Regions from separate parts of the Homo sapiens genome. Here region 1 is linked to region 2. A link is a loop called in an ENCODE intact Hi-C map of the cell type or tissue named here. Cell type or tissue: heart left ventricle. All regions are shown on one strand. Links, peaks and the distances in the headings refer to the core of each region. The heading gives the core; the rest is flanking DNA. Region 1 has its middle 74 kb from the start of RALGAPA2. Region 2 has its middle 120 kb from the start of RALGAPA2.

Region 1 (8,338 bases), core at 102-8,101, 51 kb before region 2:
TTCTTGGCCTAGTGGGAGAGGAAAGAAGTGGCTAACCCCTTTCCTTTTACTAGTCATAAAAACCTTTTTTGTTGTTGTTCTGGCAATCAAGGTAACAATAAAATAAGACAATTATTACCAAGAGGTATTCCCTATGCCCATTTAAATCGGTGCTCATAAACTTGTCTTGGGCATACAGGCCAGAAGTGCCTCATGTGTTTTTTGATAAAACGTCCTCCCGAGGGCAGGCAGAAATAGCAGAGCACAGGCTCCGCTCTGTGGGGTCATGGGTTTCAGAGCAGCTGATAGGGGAATTTGCTAGGCTCCGCACTTTCCTAATATAACCTGCCAAGTTTTCTCAGCAAAGTAGGCTTCTGGCCCAAAGGAATGAGATAAAGGCAAGTTCTTAAAGAAAAAGGATTCAAAAACCATAGCATCCAACGATGAAACAGGAAAGTGTTTCTACCGTGTGGAGGAGGTAGAAGTTCACATGGCAGGATGTACTTTTTATTTATGCCTCGTAAGTCAAACAGAACACAAAAAAGATTTGGGAAAGTGTTATTGCCAAAGAGCGACATTTTTATGAGGAAAGAAAGTTCAAGGGTTAACTCTTTTCCAGTTAGTTTATGCAGAGGCTGCAAACACATGGTCTTGAGGGCCAGAGCTCACCCACAGACAGGTTTTGTTAGCTTGTCCTGCAATATATTTAAAAATGTGTATAGATCTGAATAAGTTACCAAACTTTAAAAATTAGATTTTTTGCAAGTATCTACATTTCTGATTTTCCTTCAGCAACGGGAAGACCTGGCAATGCTGGGTTCCATGAGGCACTAACCCCAGTGAGCTGAGCAGTGGCCACACCCTCCCAGCATACCTGATCCCCACCCCACCCTACCCCTTCCTGTGACTGGGCTGAATATAAGTTGCCAATTATCAACCCACTTGCTATGTTATTTTACTTACAGGGAAGAGGGAAATAAAGTTTACACCCACATGCCCCCACCAAGAGGGAAAATGATACAGAAACCCATGTGTTTCAAGAAAAATAGGCAAATGCATGTTTCTTTTAGAAGCAAAGGCCATCATGCCTGCTTAATATGACATATATTGCTCTGTCCAGTTTGTACCCAGGCATTACCTGGCTGCATCCTAAAGACAGCTGTATTTGTATTCCCAGAGCCTTAAGTCCAGTACTTTACTAACCATGTCAAGCCGTTGTTGAAGACATACACAGCTAAGCCATCTGGACAAGAGTAAGAAGATTATAGGCTTAAAAGCTACCTATGGTCCCTCCCCATACCCTTCAGTCTCCATGCACTATGATCCTCCACTTATAGACTGGGCTCCACGTGAGACCATCCTCAGTTTTTAGCCTCTGATTTCTCATCCTCTGCAAAGCTGAGCTCACGTGTTTGTCAGGAAAAAGCATTTGTCAGAAACCTCGTGTAGGCAACGGGGTCTTCTTGCAGGACAGGGTGTTTTGTCATTTCCTGCGTCTGTGGGATCAGCAGATTGGACAGAACTGTTGTTCTGGAACATTCATATCAAAGTCTCTGAAGGGAATTGAAGTGTTAAGATTGTCAACATTAGTTACCATGCAGCATCAGCCTGGGGCTTCGTTCATTCTGGAGCTGGGCTGCAACTGCCTGCTTATTCTTATTACATCCAATTCCAGCTAAGAATATGATGACCACCTCGGCAGCTAAAAGACTAGGTTATATCAGTATCCAAGACTTTCTTGATAAAAGTTAGAAAACCATTAGCATTTTTTGAACATGAAATGGTCCAGGGATTTAAGCTTGAGATAATAATTTGCAAAGGAATGCTTTTATCCCCGGGGAGCTGTTTGGGGAGTTATGGGTGGGCTTTTTTTTTAAACTTCATGTTTTTTCATGTTTGAAAGAGCCAGTGGCTCTCCATCACTAAGAGAGAATACAGAACAGTCATCAGGATTCCTGACAAGATTGTGAATGGCAGGAGTTGGTGCATAGGGGTAGGGACCACCCAAGGGGACCCTGGAGAGAAGGGGGATGGAGCAGCTTCATAGTTCTTATGGGGCCAGAAGGGATCCAGGGGCACAGATTGCTTTTGTACAGATGGAATCATTGGCTATCAGGCCAATAAGAGAGAAAATACAATAACAGCAAAGCACCAAACCAGTGCACAATGTTGGTTAAGTATGGACTGAACTGTAAGTGTGTGTATGTTTGTGTGTGTGTGTGTGTGTGTATGTGCATGTGATGCGGGGGGGTCCTGGAAATCATCAGAATCGGATGGGCTAATCCTGTCAATCTTTCTAAGGAAGATGAGCTTATTTATTTAACTTTCTATTGTGGAAAATCTGAAAAATTTGAAAAATTTGTAAAAGCCAACAGAAAAGTGTACAGGACCCCATGTCCCCATCTGCTCATCATCAGCCCCAACAACCATCAACCCATGGCCAGTTCTGCTCCATCCAAACCCACTCCCATATTATTTTGATGTAAATCTTAAACATTATATCATGTCGTTCACAAATGTTTTGGTATATTGCTCTAAAATAGCACTATTTTATTATTTTATTTTATTTTATTTTATTATTTTATTTTATTTTATTTTATTTTTTGAGACAGAGTCTTGCTCTGTTGCCCAGGCTGGAGTGCAGTGGCATGACCTCAGCTCACTGCAGCCTCCACCTCCTGGGTTCAAGCGATTCTTGTGTGTCAGTCTCCTGAGTAGCTGGGATTACAGGCGCCCGCCACCATACCCAGCTAATTTTTGCATTTTTAGTAGAGATGGGGTTTCTCCATATTGGCCAGGCTGGTCTCAAACTCCTGGCCTCAAGTGATCTGCCCACCTCAGCCTCCCAAAATGTTGGGATTATGAGCGTCAGCCACAGCACCTGGCCAGCACTGTTTTAAATATAGCCACACTATCATATTATTAGACTGAAAAAATTAACAGTAATTTCTTAATATTGTCATTTATGTTTCCAATTGTCTTATAAACAACATAATTTTTTTCAGTTTGTTTGAATCCCAGTAAGATCCACACTATGATGAGGTTGCTGTGTCAGGTGTTGCTTAAGTCTCTTTTAATCTATAGTTTTCCCCGCATCTCTTTTTATTTTCTTCTGCTATATCTGTTGAAGAAACTGGAGTTCATTTTTCAATTACATTTTGAAGTAGAAGAACAGATAGATGAATAAATAAAAGGTTTTACCTCTGAATCTCCCAGCCCATGGCAGTGCTTTGCTTTTCTCTGTTGTCTCCCTTGCTGTGCTGCATTGAAACTGTGTGCTGTGCTATTCCTCCAACCAGTCAGGAGCCCTTGTTCATGTAGGGCCTGTGAGGAAGTGGTTTTCCCACAGCAAGGTGCAGTGTGGGGGAACCAGAGTGTATCAGAGTCCCTATCACAGATGGAGGATGTGTGTGAGGAGTTAGAAAACGTTCCCAAGGTAGCTCTGATACCTACCCCATGAGAGATGGCGTGAGTAGCTTCCATTCTCCACCCCTCCCTGTATTCAGGCCATCTGTGGTGTGACTTTTCAGTCCTTTCACTAAAGAGGCAAGTCTCTTTCCTCAGCCTTTGATTTGGCTTTGGCCAAGGGATGTCAGAGATGTGATGTGCACAGAGGTGTGTGTTAACACTTATCCATTTGCTCTCTCTCCTGCTCCTCTACCTTCACCATACGAGGAGGCTGGAGCTGGTCTGCTGTAGGAGGAGGCCTGGGAAGCTGAGTCCAGCTGCCCCGGGCATCCCAGCCAAGTCCATGCCCATCCTGATCAGCCAACAGCCAACTGCGTCCCACATGTTCGTGGGCCCTGCTGACATCAGAGCTGCCCAGCCTACCAGAGCCTGAATCACTGACATGCAGACACATAAGCTAAACAAATGCTTTTTGTTTTAAGGCACTAAGTTTTATGGTAGTTTGTTACACAGCATTATCATGATAGTAGATAACTGATACAACCCCCCTCCTTCTTCTCTCTCTCTTCCACACACAAACATACACACACACAAACACACGCTCTTCAAATTGAGAGCCACTGATTTCAGTCTACAGAAGAAAGACTAAAAATGATAGAGATAAGCTATTAGGATAGTAGGCAATTAAACAATGATGGTATGGCTTAGAGTTCTTGTGAAAAGATTGTTCTATAGTCCACCTCCTGATATGAGCGGGAGATTCTAATGCTATAATAGCTAAATTCTGAAGTTAGAAAGGGACAAGACTGAATGTGTATGAATTATTCCTCAGTGATTTTTGTGTAAAAATAGTCATTCTCTAGACATAAAGAATGTATTAGATAATCAGATATTAGGCCTACTTTTGTATTTCTTCCTCAAAATTCTGCATCTGGAAGTAACTAGGATGGGGGCGAGAGAGAAGATTTTTGCCTTTTTATGAAAGAAAATCTTTTTTTTTTCTGAATAATGATTGTGGCAAATTGCTTATCTCTGATTTTAACAACAGCAACGACAATAGCAACTGATGGTTCCTGATGCTTCCCTATGCCAGGCCCTGTGCCAGCCCCTTCTGTGCATTACTTCATGTGCTACTCAGCACAAACTTCTGCAAGAGGAACTAGTGTTATCTCATTTTATAAAAGAGGAAATGCTCTCAAAAAGGTTAAAAATATGTCCTAAGTTTGCCTAGGAAGAAAATGGTGGACTGAAACCTGATGTGTGTGACTTCAAAGCCAGTGCTCTTTGTATTATATTCCATTAATTATATTATATTATTAGTTGTAAAATTCTTGAGAGAAGGAATCACATCTTTACTCCCTTTGGAGTCTGCTCCAAGTCTACTTCCCATGCACCCAGACGGAATACCCTGTTTATACTCAATAAATAGTCATTGAATTGAAAATGGAAAGGCCTAATTTGTCCTCCACCCCACCCTTGGAAACCTGATCTTTCTCCGTGTAGCAAACATCTTTTGGACTCCTCCTCCACCAGGCTCTGGTTTTCCTGCAGCTGTGGCAGATGGTTCTACACCAAGAGTGTCCCACTTCTGCCACCACAGCAGCTCTTCACTTTTCTGCCATGGGGCTTTCTCCCAAGCCAGGGAAGCCCATACTGCCTGAAGTGAGGGCAGGAAAGGCAGGGAGGAAGGAGAGTTAATGCTCCAGGGACATCTTCTGCCAAGGGAGTGGGAGCTGGTCGGTAAGCATCCTAGTCTCCCATCTTTCAGAGGGGCATCTCTGAGGCATGTTCCACACAGTTCCCCTGAGGGCCCCAGGTGAGACTGAGCCTAGTTGTCCACAGTGATGACACATCTTTTATTGGCTTTTTGCCTTCCATCTTTCTATCCCTCACTCCAGCTCCCTGGGATCTCCTTCCAAATGAACGTCCTGCATCCAAGTCCTTGTCGCAGGCTCTGCTTTCAGGATTAACCAAACCAAAGCCTTCCTCCCCGCCATTCTTGGTGTCTGATTGTTCAAGACAAAAACAAGGTATTATCTTTGACTCTTCCATCTCATACCCCGTCATCTCCATTGGCAACTCAACTTTTCCCTTTCTCTATGCCTGCCCCCATGCTGTCCCCATCCCTCATCCAGGCTTCTCCAGTGACCCTACTACTAGTCTCACTGTCTTCAGCTTCCAGAGTGATTTTTTAAATGTTTATGCCACTGTGCTTTTCTGCTGAAAAGTTGGTGGTGGTAATAATAACAGGAGCATTTATGAAGCATTTTCTATGTGCTATGATCTGTTCTGAAGATGTTGCGTGTGTCAAACTCACTTAAACCACACATACCCACACACAGGCGTGCACACACGCACTGTCATGGTAACTTACACCATCTAAATCCTCAGATACTTGCTGGCAACTTTTTTCTGTAGCCAGAGACTACTAGTGAAAATGATTTTGCTACTCAAGTTCCCCACTTGATAGACTCTGACAGGGAGACTCCTTGGGCATAGAAAAATTGCTTCAAAATTTTAAATCAAAATCAAATTAGTGCGATCCAGAGAAAAAATGAAGACTGTGACAAGATAATCTACCTGTATTATTAAATGTATGAAATAACTTCACTGAAGGAGGTAGGGGAATAGGTGTTGACCTAAGGAACTTTGGAAATAAATGGAATGTGTAGGACTAAAGGCAAAAGGACTGCACATAAGTACTGTACTCGGAGGAAATTGTTTCTCACAGAGGATGGGCTAACAAACCAGATATGATACATGTGCTTGTAACTAAGCAGTTAAGAATAGCAAAGATGGAAACCAGGTTTTTTACTCTTGGAGCAGGAATTTACACTGAGCAAGGAGAGGAGACTCGAATGACCCATGTAGTAGTGGATTAGAGTGGGAGCTATCAATAACAACTCATGTTTAACTCAATATAAATACAGATGATTCCATATGAGCATATTTATGAATATGCACATATGCACATAGAGTCAGGCATCGCTTAACAACTGGGACATGTCCTGATAAATCATTGTTAGGCAACTGTGTAGTGTGAACATCATAGGGTGTGCTTACACAGACCTAGATGGTATGGTCTGCTACACACCTAGGCTACATGGTACAGTCTATTGCTCCTACGCTACACACCTGTACAGCACCCGAATGCTGTAGGCAATTGTAACACAGTGGGATATATCTAAATATGTCTATATTTAGATGTATTGAAATGCATCTAAATATAAATAAGTTACAGTAAAAATACGGTATTTTAATCTTATGGTACCACTGTTGTATACGTGGTCTGCCGTTGACTAAAACATTGTGTAATATGTGACTGTATATTTCTTTGTTCTGTCACCTGAGAGGTCCTAAAATCAATGGCATCTCAGTAACCACAAGCAACAAGCTCAGATCTTGGATTTACATACCATTCTCCAAAAAAATAAACCATGGTTCCTCGGGAAAATGTCTCATTCTAGAACTGGGGTAGGAGATATATAAGATAAGCCTGAAACAACTTATAGTACCCGAAAATAAGGCAGTGATAAAAAAATTAACACACATTGATGGGGGCATGTCAAAAGAACACAGAAGCCAACTTAAAGAGCTCCCAATTGCCAGAGCTGGAACAATTTGGGCAACGAAATAAATACAATCGCATCAAATAAAGTCAAAGTTGCAAAGGTAAAGTTGAAAATAAACATCTAGAAATCCATACTGATACAAATAAATGATGCATAAATTAATTAATGGGAGAGAAGAGACAAATCTCCATGCAGAATTTCAAGTAAATTATGTAGAGTCCAGCCAAAAGGAGATAGAGAACAACTTCCCGTTCCTTAAGCGTGGATCACACATGGTGGCTTCCTTCCAAAGGGCACAGCATGAGACAGGGAAATAAAAGGGTAATGTACAGTGGAGAAACCTGAGAACTACGACCTTAGCCAGGTGATCAATGTCAACATCAACAGCCGTAATCACATTGATCATGTGTACCCTTGATATGAAGTGATGAAGCACTTTATCTCTTGTGGTCTTCCTCCCTAAAATCCAGGATCCCAATTTGTCATGAGAAAAACATCAGAGACATCCCAACAGAGGGACATCCTACAATACACCTGGCCCGTACTTCTCAAGACTGTCTAAGTCATCAAAAACGAAGAAGGTCTGAAAAACTTGCAGTCCAGAGGAGTGTAAAGAGATATGACAGTCAAACGTAATGCAAGATCCTGGCAACATTCTAATACAGATAAAAAGACATTAGGTAGAAAACTAAGAAAACCTGAATAGACTATGGGCTTTGCTTAATACTAATGTGTCAATATTGGTTCATTAATTGCAGTCTCTGTACCACACTAACGTAAGATGTTAGTAATAGGAAAATCTGTGTGTGGGAGGCTATAGGGTAACTCTTTATCATCTTCTCAATTTTTCTGTAAATTAGAAACTATTCTTAAAAAAACAAAAGGCAGGCTGGATGCGGTGGCTCACACCTGTAATCCCAGCACTTTGTGAGGCCGAGGCAGGTGGATCACCTGAGGTCAGGAGTTCAAGACCAGCCTGGCCAACATGGTGAAACCCCATCTCTACTAAAAATACAAAAATTAGCTGGGTGTGGTGGCGCATGCCTGTAATCCCAGCTACTCAGGAGGCTGAGGCAGGAGAATTGCTTGAACCCGTGAGGCAGAGGTTGCAATGAGCTGAGATGGCGCCACTGCACTCCAGCCTGGGTGACAGAGTGAGACTCCACCTCAAAAACAAAACAAAACAAAACAAACAAACAAAAACAACAAATAAGCAAATAAAATAATAAGCAAAAGAAAAGGCAAATTAAGTGAGTTATACAACATATGCTTACATACCACCACATGGAAGTTTGATGACTTCTGGTTCACCTGCCCTAAACTGTCCACACGGATAACTCAGATTTGAAGGGGAGCAGTACTGGGATCAGAGTGACCTG
Region 2 (8,338 bases), core at 74-8,073:
CTGACACGCTGGGACGTGACAGGCGCAGGAAGGCAGTGTGGTGCAGTGGGGAGCACCAGGCACTGCAGGAGAGCCATGCCATGATCCCAGCTTTCCTGCTCTTGAGTGGTGTGGCCCCGACTATGTCCTTTACAATCCCCTGCTGGGATCTGAGCTCATTGACCATAGACATATAATGATGACAAAGGCCATGCTGGGGCTGGCTGGACACCTTTGCTGGTGTCCATCGCCATGTCTTACTGAGACAGGAATAGGAGAGGAGGCCTAGGATAGGCAGAGTCTGGGCAGGCATGAAAAACTGCTGAAGAGTTTGAGCAGGGGGAGGGGCGATTGGATCCGAATATTGAAAAAATATCATGGACAATGGAGTAGATGGGTAGACGGGCCAGCAGGAAGAGGGGAGATGCGCTGGGAGACACCACACCGCCCATCAAGGAGGCCTCACGGCGCTTAGACAAGGAAGTCTTGGGTAGTGAGGGAGAACAATGGGTAGGTCCAAGACACCCCGAAGCAGTCAAATCAACGAAAGTTCACGATGACTTGAACCTGGGGGTGGGCAGAGGGAGATTTCTATAAAAGATGACATCAAGTTTCTGTGCTACAACACATAAAGACCATTAGAAGAAATCAGGCTTGGAGAAGATGATCGTGAATTCCATTTTGTCATTTTGAATTTGAGATGCCTTTAAAACATTCCAATGGAGAATCAAATGCACTGCTGGTTCTACAGATGTACAGAGCAAAGGAGGGGCCAGAGTAGACACACATTTTGCATTTGTTACTGTAGGATGGTAACTTGAGCTGAAGATGGGGAGGAGACTCCCCAAGTAGGTCTCTGGACTACCAGCAGCACAGCATTACCTGGAAAGTTGTTTGAGGTGCAGAATCTCTGGCCCCATCCTGTCCAAGACCTACTGAGTCAGAAACTCTGGGGATGAGGCCTGCAGACCCTGTTAACACACCCTTCAGGGCATTTGCATGCACAGGAAAGCTTGAAAATCACTGACTGCAGGCAGCGAGTCTCAAACTTTGCTTCACACTAGAATTACCTGGGGAGCTTCTAAAATCCCAATGACAAAATCAGCTGGGTGTGGTGGCACATGCCTATAGTCCCAGCAACTTGGCAGGCTGAATTGCAGAGGATCTCATGAGCTCGAGGCTGCAGTGAGCCATGATCACACCACTGTACTCCAGCCTGGGTGACAGAGCAAGACTGTGTCTATAAATAAATTAACATAAAAATAAAAATAAAGCCAGGCACGGTGGCTCATGCCTGTAATCTCAGCACTTTGGGAGGCTGAGGCAGGCAGACCACCTGAGGTCAGGAGTTCAAGGCCAGCCTGGCCAACCTGGTGAAACCCCGTCTTTACAAAAATACAAAAATTAGCCGGGCATGATAGCGGGTGCCTGTAATCCCAGCTACTCAGGAGGCTGAGGTGGGGGAATCATTTGAACCCAGGAGGTGGAGGTTGCAGTGAGCCGAGATTGCACCACTGCACTCCAGGCTGGGTGACAGAGCGAGACTCGGTCTCAAAAATAAATGAATAAAACAAACTAAAACAAAATAAAATTAAATTAACAAATTCCCAGTGCCCATCCAGTACCATTACGTCAAAATCTCTGGGGAGGGCAACCAACTCATCCCCATTTGTCCAGGTCTGCCTGGGACTTTCCTAGTTTTAGCACTGAAAGTCCCTCATCTCAGGACACCCCTCAGACCTGGATATTCTGGATCCAGCCATCAGAAGCTTTTAAAACTCCCCAGCGGGTTCCACCTGTGCAGTCCCGTTTGAGAAACTGTTCCTGGAGGGTTAGTTCATGCTGCCTGAATGTAAGAGTTGACTGGGGAGCTTTAAAAAGATATTGAATTTCCCCGGATCCCTTCTTCAGAGATTCTGACTTGCCTGGCCTGGAGCGGGGCCCAAGTATAAGTAGATGATAACAGCCCTCAGGTGATTCTCATTACAGACAGGGTTAGACCCTCGGACATAGGGAAAGAGCATCAAGTGGAAAGAAAAGTACCCACCAGATTATGGCCATGAAGAGAAGGAGGAGACTTCTAAAGGGTGGAGAGGTGGCCGGAGAAGCAAGAGGAAAGCAGGGGCCTTGGCCCTCGGCAGCCGAGGGGAGATACTGCTGGAAAGTCATAATCAAGGCTTGCAAAATGTGCATTGGATTGAGCTGTACCAACATAGGGCGCAGAAGATAGGAGGGCTGCAGTGTGAAGGGAAGGCAAGCAAACCAAGAGCCAGAGGCTGCTCTTTCTGAAAGCCACATGGCGAGGAGGGAAGAGGGATGAGGCTGTCCCTGGAGGAGTCGTCTTATGTCCACTTTTTTTTTTTCCTGCTTCTTTTCCTTTTCTCTTTGCTTGTTTATTTTTCGACGGCCACGCATTTCTTGTATTTTCAGGGGAAGAAAAAGTGTTAAAAATGACTCTCTTGATAAGCTCCAAACATTTAAAAGTTGGTGAATCTACCAAGGCAACTTCATTATTTCTGTTGAAGAGCAGAGAGCAGAGGAATAATTCCAACTGATTGGCACACACGACTGGTCGTAAGTCACATGTTACTCAGAGCCAGAGCCAGGAGTGAAATCTAGCATCCTGGAGCCACACGGCTCTCCTGCACGCCTCGCCTCCTCCCCAAAGGAGCTCTGAGGTTTGGACTGCAGGAGGTGGCCACTGCTGATGTCATGCTTATTTCGGAAACCAACGGTGGCCTATCTTAGTGCCAGAGGGGAAGGCTCTGGGTTCATTTGGCTGGGTTGCATAGGCATTATTCCATTAGCAATCACATCACTGGGGCCCAGAGAGTTAGGTGCAGCTGATGAAGAATGAGTTGTCCTTAAGATCTGATTGCTGATCATTTGACAGTGTGCCGTGCTTACTCCATTAAACCTCTTTTTATCCCCCACATGTTCTTTGTTTGCTAGAGAATATGGGAAGCTATGAGTTCACTGATAATTTCTTTTCTTTTCTCTTCTTTTCTTTTCTTTTTCTTTGAGACGGAGTCTTGCTCTGTCGCCAAGCTGGAGTGCAGTGGTGTGATCTTGGCTCACTGCAACCTCTGCCTCCTGGGTTCAAGTGATTCTCCCGCCTCAGCCTCCTGAGTAGCTGGGACTACAGGTGTGCACCACCATGCCCAGCTAATTTTTGTATTTTTAGTAGAGACAGGGTTTCACCATGTTTGCCAGGATGGTCTTGATCTCTTGACCTCGTGATCCGACCACCTCGGCCTCCCAAAGTGCTGGGATTACAGGCGTGAGCCACCGCGCCCGGCCTCTTTTTCTTAGAAGAGCAAATGCAGGGTTCTCCAAGCTGCCCTGTTTGTCTCAGAATAGATTATTAAGCTGGTTAGGGGTTTTACCTAAATGCATGCAACTGTACAACAGTTACCCACAGGGACTTTAAGTGTGGTTTTCTCGTTTTCCTTTTCTCTCCTCTTCTGTCTCCCCATCTTTCCTTATTTTCCTTTCCTTTATTTATAAAGAGGTCATGACAAAAGAGGACAATTGAGGCTAAAAGGGGAGGATAAGAATGATTAACCTTTGAAGGGCTTTGCAAGCTATGTATATAGCAGCTAAGTGAGCCACCCGGTTCTGCAACCCTCTGGAATGGCTTTTCAAACACACGTTGATAGTTCCCTGACTACCTGTATTCACCAATGTCCCTGAAGCAGTCCATGCTAATGATAAATCGCTGTTTCTCATGAACCTGTTGTCTGTCATCTAGGGACATTTTCGTGTTAAATATTTATTTGCATATTTAAAAAACCGCATAAGAGCCCATTAATTACCATGGCGCTCCTGAAGGATGATGCAGGGATGCTTCATCAACGGGGCTGTTAACCCTGTCCACAAACAAATACGTACCCATCAGATTTACCTGTTTAACTTAAACTATAATTACTGGGCAATCAGACGGCTGACAAGTGTAGGTACTAATTATCCAAATGAGACTCCGGCTGCCCAGAGGTACCTAGTTATGTTTAGCTCCTTAACTGTTACTTCGTTTCATATTCACAATCAACGCAAGTAACTTGTGTCCAATGAACTGGTTTATCAAGTGCTTTTCTTACTCTTATTGTAAATATTGAGAAGTGCTACTTTCACACGTGAAGCAACACTTCAATATACATGGATTTTAGAATGAAGTCTAAACGATCTACTGGATTTCCTGGAAGAAAATACAGCGAGTGCTTCACTTAGAGATGGCGAGGCCAGCAGATGGCGGTGTGGACCAGAAAATAAAAATCTCCCCTTCGCAGCGATCGGGCTTTTGGGGTAAGACAGGCCAGGTTTACTTACTAACCTTGAAGAGCTTTTGAATTTAAAGGCCTTTCAGTTGTCCATGCAGAAGGACTTCTGATAAGGGAATCAAGAGAGCCACGTCGTATGCTGGGTTCTTAGGTTTAGAAAGAGCCGCCCAGCGGAGCAGCGTGGTCGTCCTGCATTGCGCACGGGGTGAGAGACTGCAGTCACCCCGATGGCCTCTGAATTCCTAAACTTTGGACTTCGATGGCTCATGAGGACTCAACCAGCTCATTCTAGTTTCTAGTTCTCCCCCTCGCTGACAACCTCGCTGTTTTTTTGCTATACTCCAGAGACTTATGGGAACTTTATTGTAACCCAGTGGGGGGAAAAATCTTCAATTTAAAGGCAGTTTACATTAATTTTTTTATGTTCATCTTGAAATCTTGGTTTCTAGATGGTTTAAATTAAAATGAGGGTCATATGATTTTTAAAAACACATTCATCTTTGACTCCCTGTCCTTGGCAAAATGGCTACTTAGATGTAAGTAAAAGGCCAGGCTTGGTGGCTCATGCCTGTAATCCCAGCACTTTGGGAGGCTGACACGGGCGGATCACCTGAGGTCAGGAGTTAGAGACCAGCCTGGCCAACATCGCGAGACCACATCTCTACAAAAATACAAAAATTAGCTGGGCGTGGTGGCGCATGCCTGTAATCCCGGGTACTCAGGAGGCTGAGGCAGGAGAATCACTTGAACCCAGGAGGCAGAGGTTGCAGTGAGCTAAGATGGTGCCACTGCACTCCAGACTGCGCGACAGAGCAAGACTCCATCTTAAAAAAAAAAAAAAAAAAAAAAAAGAGAGAGATGTAAGTAAAAGACTATTGAGTCCTTTCAGGAAATGTCATAAGAATCCCATTTTAACAGCCATTCTGGTAGAAAGGCATAAACATATAATGGAAATAAAAGTGAAATGATAAGTTGGACATATCATATCATCCAGACTATCAATGTTAATTATTGTCCCTTAGCTTCAATTCACTTTAACTGGGAATAATATATATGAAAATACAAAGTACAAATTGTCTCCTCTCTTCTTCCTCTCTTAGGTCCATTTTCTGTTTCTTTCTCCCATTAACCCACTGAAAACAAGTAGTATTTAACCCAGGGTACTATAAATGTTACAGTTTTCAGATACTGTTGTTAAACTTGTTTAGCTCATAATCTTGAGTAAATGATAGAGCTTGCTTTTCTACAGACTGTCTCCGCCCCTGGATTAGTCAGATTCTCCAGATTGAAAAAAAAAAAAAAACAAACAGAATAGGATGCATGTATACAGAGAGATTTATTTTAAGGAATTGGCTTAACATCTTCAGGGTAGGTCACCAAGCTGGAGACCCAGGGAAGAGTCAAAGACTGTCTGCTGGCTGAATCCTTCCTGGTTGGAGAACCAGTCTTTTTTTCTTAAGTCCTTTAACTGATTGGATAAAGCCCACCCACATTTTGGAGGGTAATCTTTGTTACTCAAAGGCCACTGATCTAAATGTTAATTGAGTTTAAAAACACTTTCACAGAAATGTCTAGAATAGTGTTTAACCAAATACCTAGGTACCACGGCCCAGCCAAATTGACACATAAAATCAACCATCACAACTCCTAACTTTTCTCTTGAAAACATTTCCTGGATGCACAGATAGAGCTTGGGATGGGCAGACCCTTTCCATATTCTCTCACTTGCAGGCAAGAAATGTTAACAGCACAGGACACTGGGCTGGGAGGTGGGGACCCGAGCATTGGTCCTCTGCTGCTGACACTAGTGTGGCATTGGGGGACAAGGCCTCCAGGCAGTGGTTTCCTCCTGCCTTGGTGTGAGATCTGGAGAGAGCTGGACATTCTCCTACACAGGGCCATGACCCACTGAATGTCATGATGATAGGACAGGGATGACACAGGTTATTAGTTGGTCCAGAAGGTTCCAACTAAGTCAGCTCCAGGAAGACAGGGGGAGATGGGAGTGGGGGCTTTGGGGATTGAGGTAGAACTCCTCATTGTGGGTTGGGAGCTGCTATAGTTTGGATGCTTGTTCCCCCCAAACCTCATGTTGACATTTGATCCAATGTTGGAGGTGGAGCTTAGTGGGAGGCATTTGGGTCATGGCAGCAGATCCCTCATGAATTAATGTCCTATCTGGAACCAAGTGAGTGAGTTCTCACTCTATTAGTTCCCATGAGAGCTGGTTGTTAGAAAGAGCCTGGCACCTCCTCCTCTGTCTATTACTTCCTCTCTGCCTGTGATCTCTGCATACTGACTCCCTTTCACCTTTTAACATGAGTGGAAGCAGCTTGGGGCCCTCACCAGAAGCAGATGTTGGCTCCATGCTTCTTGCACAGCCTGCAGAACCATGTGCCAAATAAATCTCTTTTCTTTATAAATTACTCAGCCTGCCTCAGGTATTCCTTTAAAGCAATACAAATGAACTAAGGAGCAAGGGCCAGAGTCTGAACCAGAATTTGGGTTAGGTTCTGTCCTTTTTTTTTTTTCTTTTTTTTTTTTTAGATAGGGTCTCACTCTATCACCCAGACTGGAGTGCAGTGGCACGATCTCAACTCAGTGCAACACCTTCCCACCAGGTTCAAGCAATTCTCCCACCGCAGCCTTCCAAGTATCTGGGACCACAGGCACCACACCCAGTTAATTTTTTTATTTTTTGGTACAGATAAAGTTTCACCATGTTGTCCAGGCTGGTCTCGAACTCCTGACCTCAAGTGATTCACCTATCTTGGCCTCACAAAGTGCTGGGATTACAGGCGTGAGCCACCACACCTGACCTATCCTATCTTTTAAAGGACAAAGATTGCTATGGGTTGAGGCTCTGGTAAATTGCTTGCAAAAATGGTTGCAATTATTCCTTTCCCTGTATCCCTGCCTGTTTCAATGTAACTTTGCTGCTCCTCCCATTGAAAGGTAGAATCTACTTCCCCACCCTTGAATCTGCCTGATCTTGTGACTTGCTGTGGTCAAGAGAATGTGGAGGAAGCAATGGTATGCTGAGCCTAGGTCTCAAGCGGTCATGCATGCCTCTTCTATCCCTCTTAAAACCCTATACAACCATCATGTGAATAAGCTTGGGGTGGCCTTCTGGAGAACAAGGGACATGTGGCCCAGGTACCCCTGTTGCCCTGGTCACCAGCGCCATCCAGCTGATGGTCAACTGAGTGCAGATGACTGAGCAAGTCTAGCTGAGACCCTGGGAACTACCCAGTTGAGCCAAATTGCCAGTCTGGAGAACAGTAGGTTAAATAAATGGTTATTTTTTTTAAGCCACAAGCTAAGTGTGATTTGTTGAGCAGCAAAACCAGAAAAAGGCTGAACTACAGTTCTAGTGGGAGATTTCTTCATCTACAGCCTTGCTACTGGAAATAGCTCCAGTGAATGGATAGGCAGGCTGCCCCATACCACTAGCTACAGCTGAAATTTAATTGGCACAATTATATTCATATGCAAATGAGATAATGAAAATATTTTTCTTGCCCTTAATAGCATCTTTAATTATCTGGGAGCTCTCAGGATCAAAGAATGTGCAACATAAGGCCACAATTCTGTTTTTGTGGTCTAGTGATCCTTACATCATTGCATCCTCTTGGGAAATGCACTCTTGCTTGGAAATTTCCAGTAGACAACTCCTTGTTAACAACCCTTGTTAGAAGCCCTGTCTTAAGCTTCTTAAATGAATCTAATTCTCAACCCACCCCCAAGCCCAAAACATTCAGTTCTGCTTTAGGTCCCAGACCACACCCTATGGGAGGTGGGTATAATAAACTGTCTTAATAACCTAACTTCTGTCTTAAGTTACCCGTCAGATCTTGGCCCTAACGCCCCTTCAGTACTAGTTAGACTAACAAAAGTCCCTGTGTCAGGGGTCCTCAATCCCTGGTATCAGGGTTACTGGTCAGTGGCCTGTTAGGAACCAGGCTGCATAGCAGGAGGTGAGTGGCAGGAGAGCAAGGTCAGCTTCATCTGTATTTACAGCCACTCCCCCGGCTCACATTACCACCTGCGCTCCACCTCCCATCAGATCAGCAGTGGCATTA

Evidence for each region. Hi-C counts contacts between places; a loop is a spot of excess contacts. Peaks named below come from ENCODE experiments on the same cell type or tissue, not always from the same donor. Only the 100,000 strongest peaks of a DNase experiment are listed, where the experiment ranks them.
Region 1: a loop joins it to region 2, with 6 times the contacts of the local background. A loop is called at or near these places in 5 of 110 quality-filtered maps.

Annotation. Positions count from the first base shown.
Region 1 is chr20:20,782,107-20,790,444 of GRCh38, forward strand. No RefSeq gene overlaps it. Among named protein-coding and RNA genes, the nearest start is that of RALGAPA2, 74 kb to the left of the region's middle. In heart left ventricle, for the core only: no CTCF peak of the experiment used is centred there; a DNase peak (open chromatin) is centred at 4,495.
Region 2 is chr20:20,833,441-20,841,778 of GRCh38, forward strand. No RefSeq gene overlaps it. Among named protein-coding and RNA genes, the nearest start is that of RALGAPA2, 120 kb to the left of the region's middle. In heart left ventricle, for the core only: a CTCF peak has its summit at 4,219 (motif pointing right); a DNase peak (open chromatin) is centred at 4,237; H3K4me3 peaks cover 342 bases; H3K27me3 peaks cover 4,179 bases.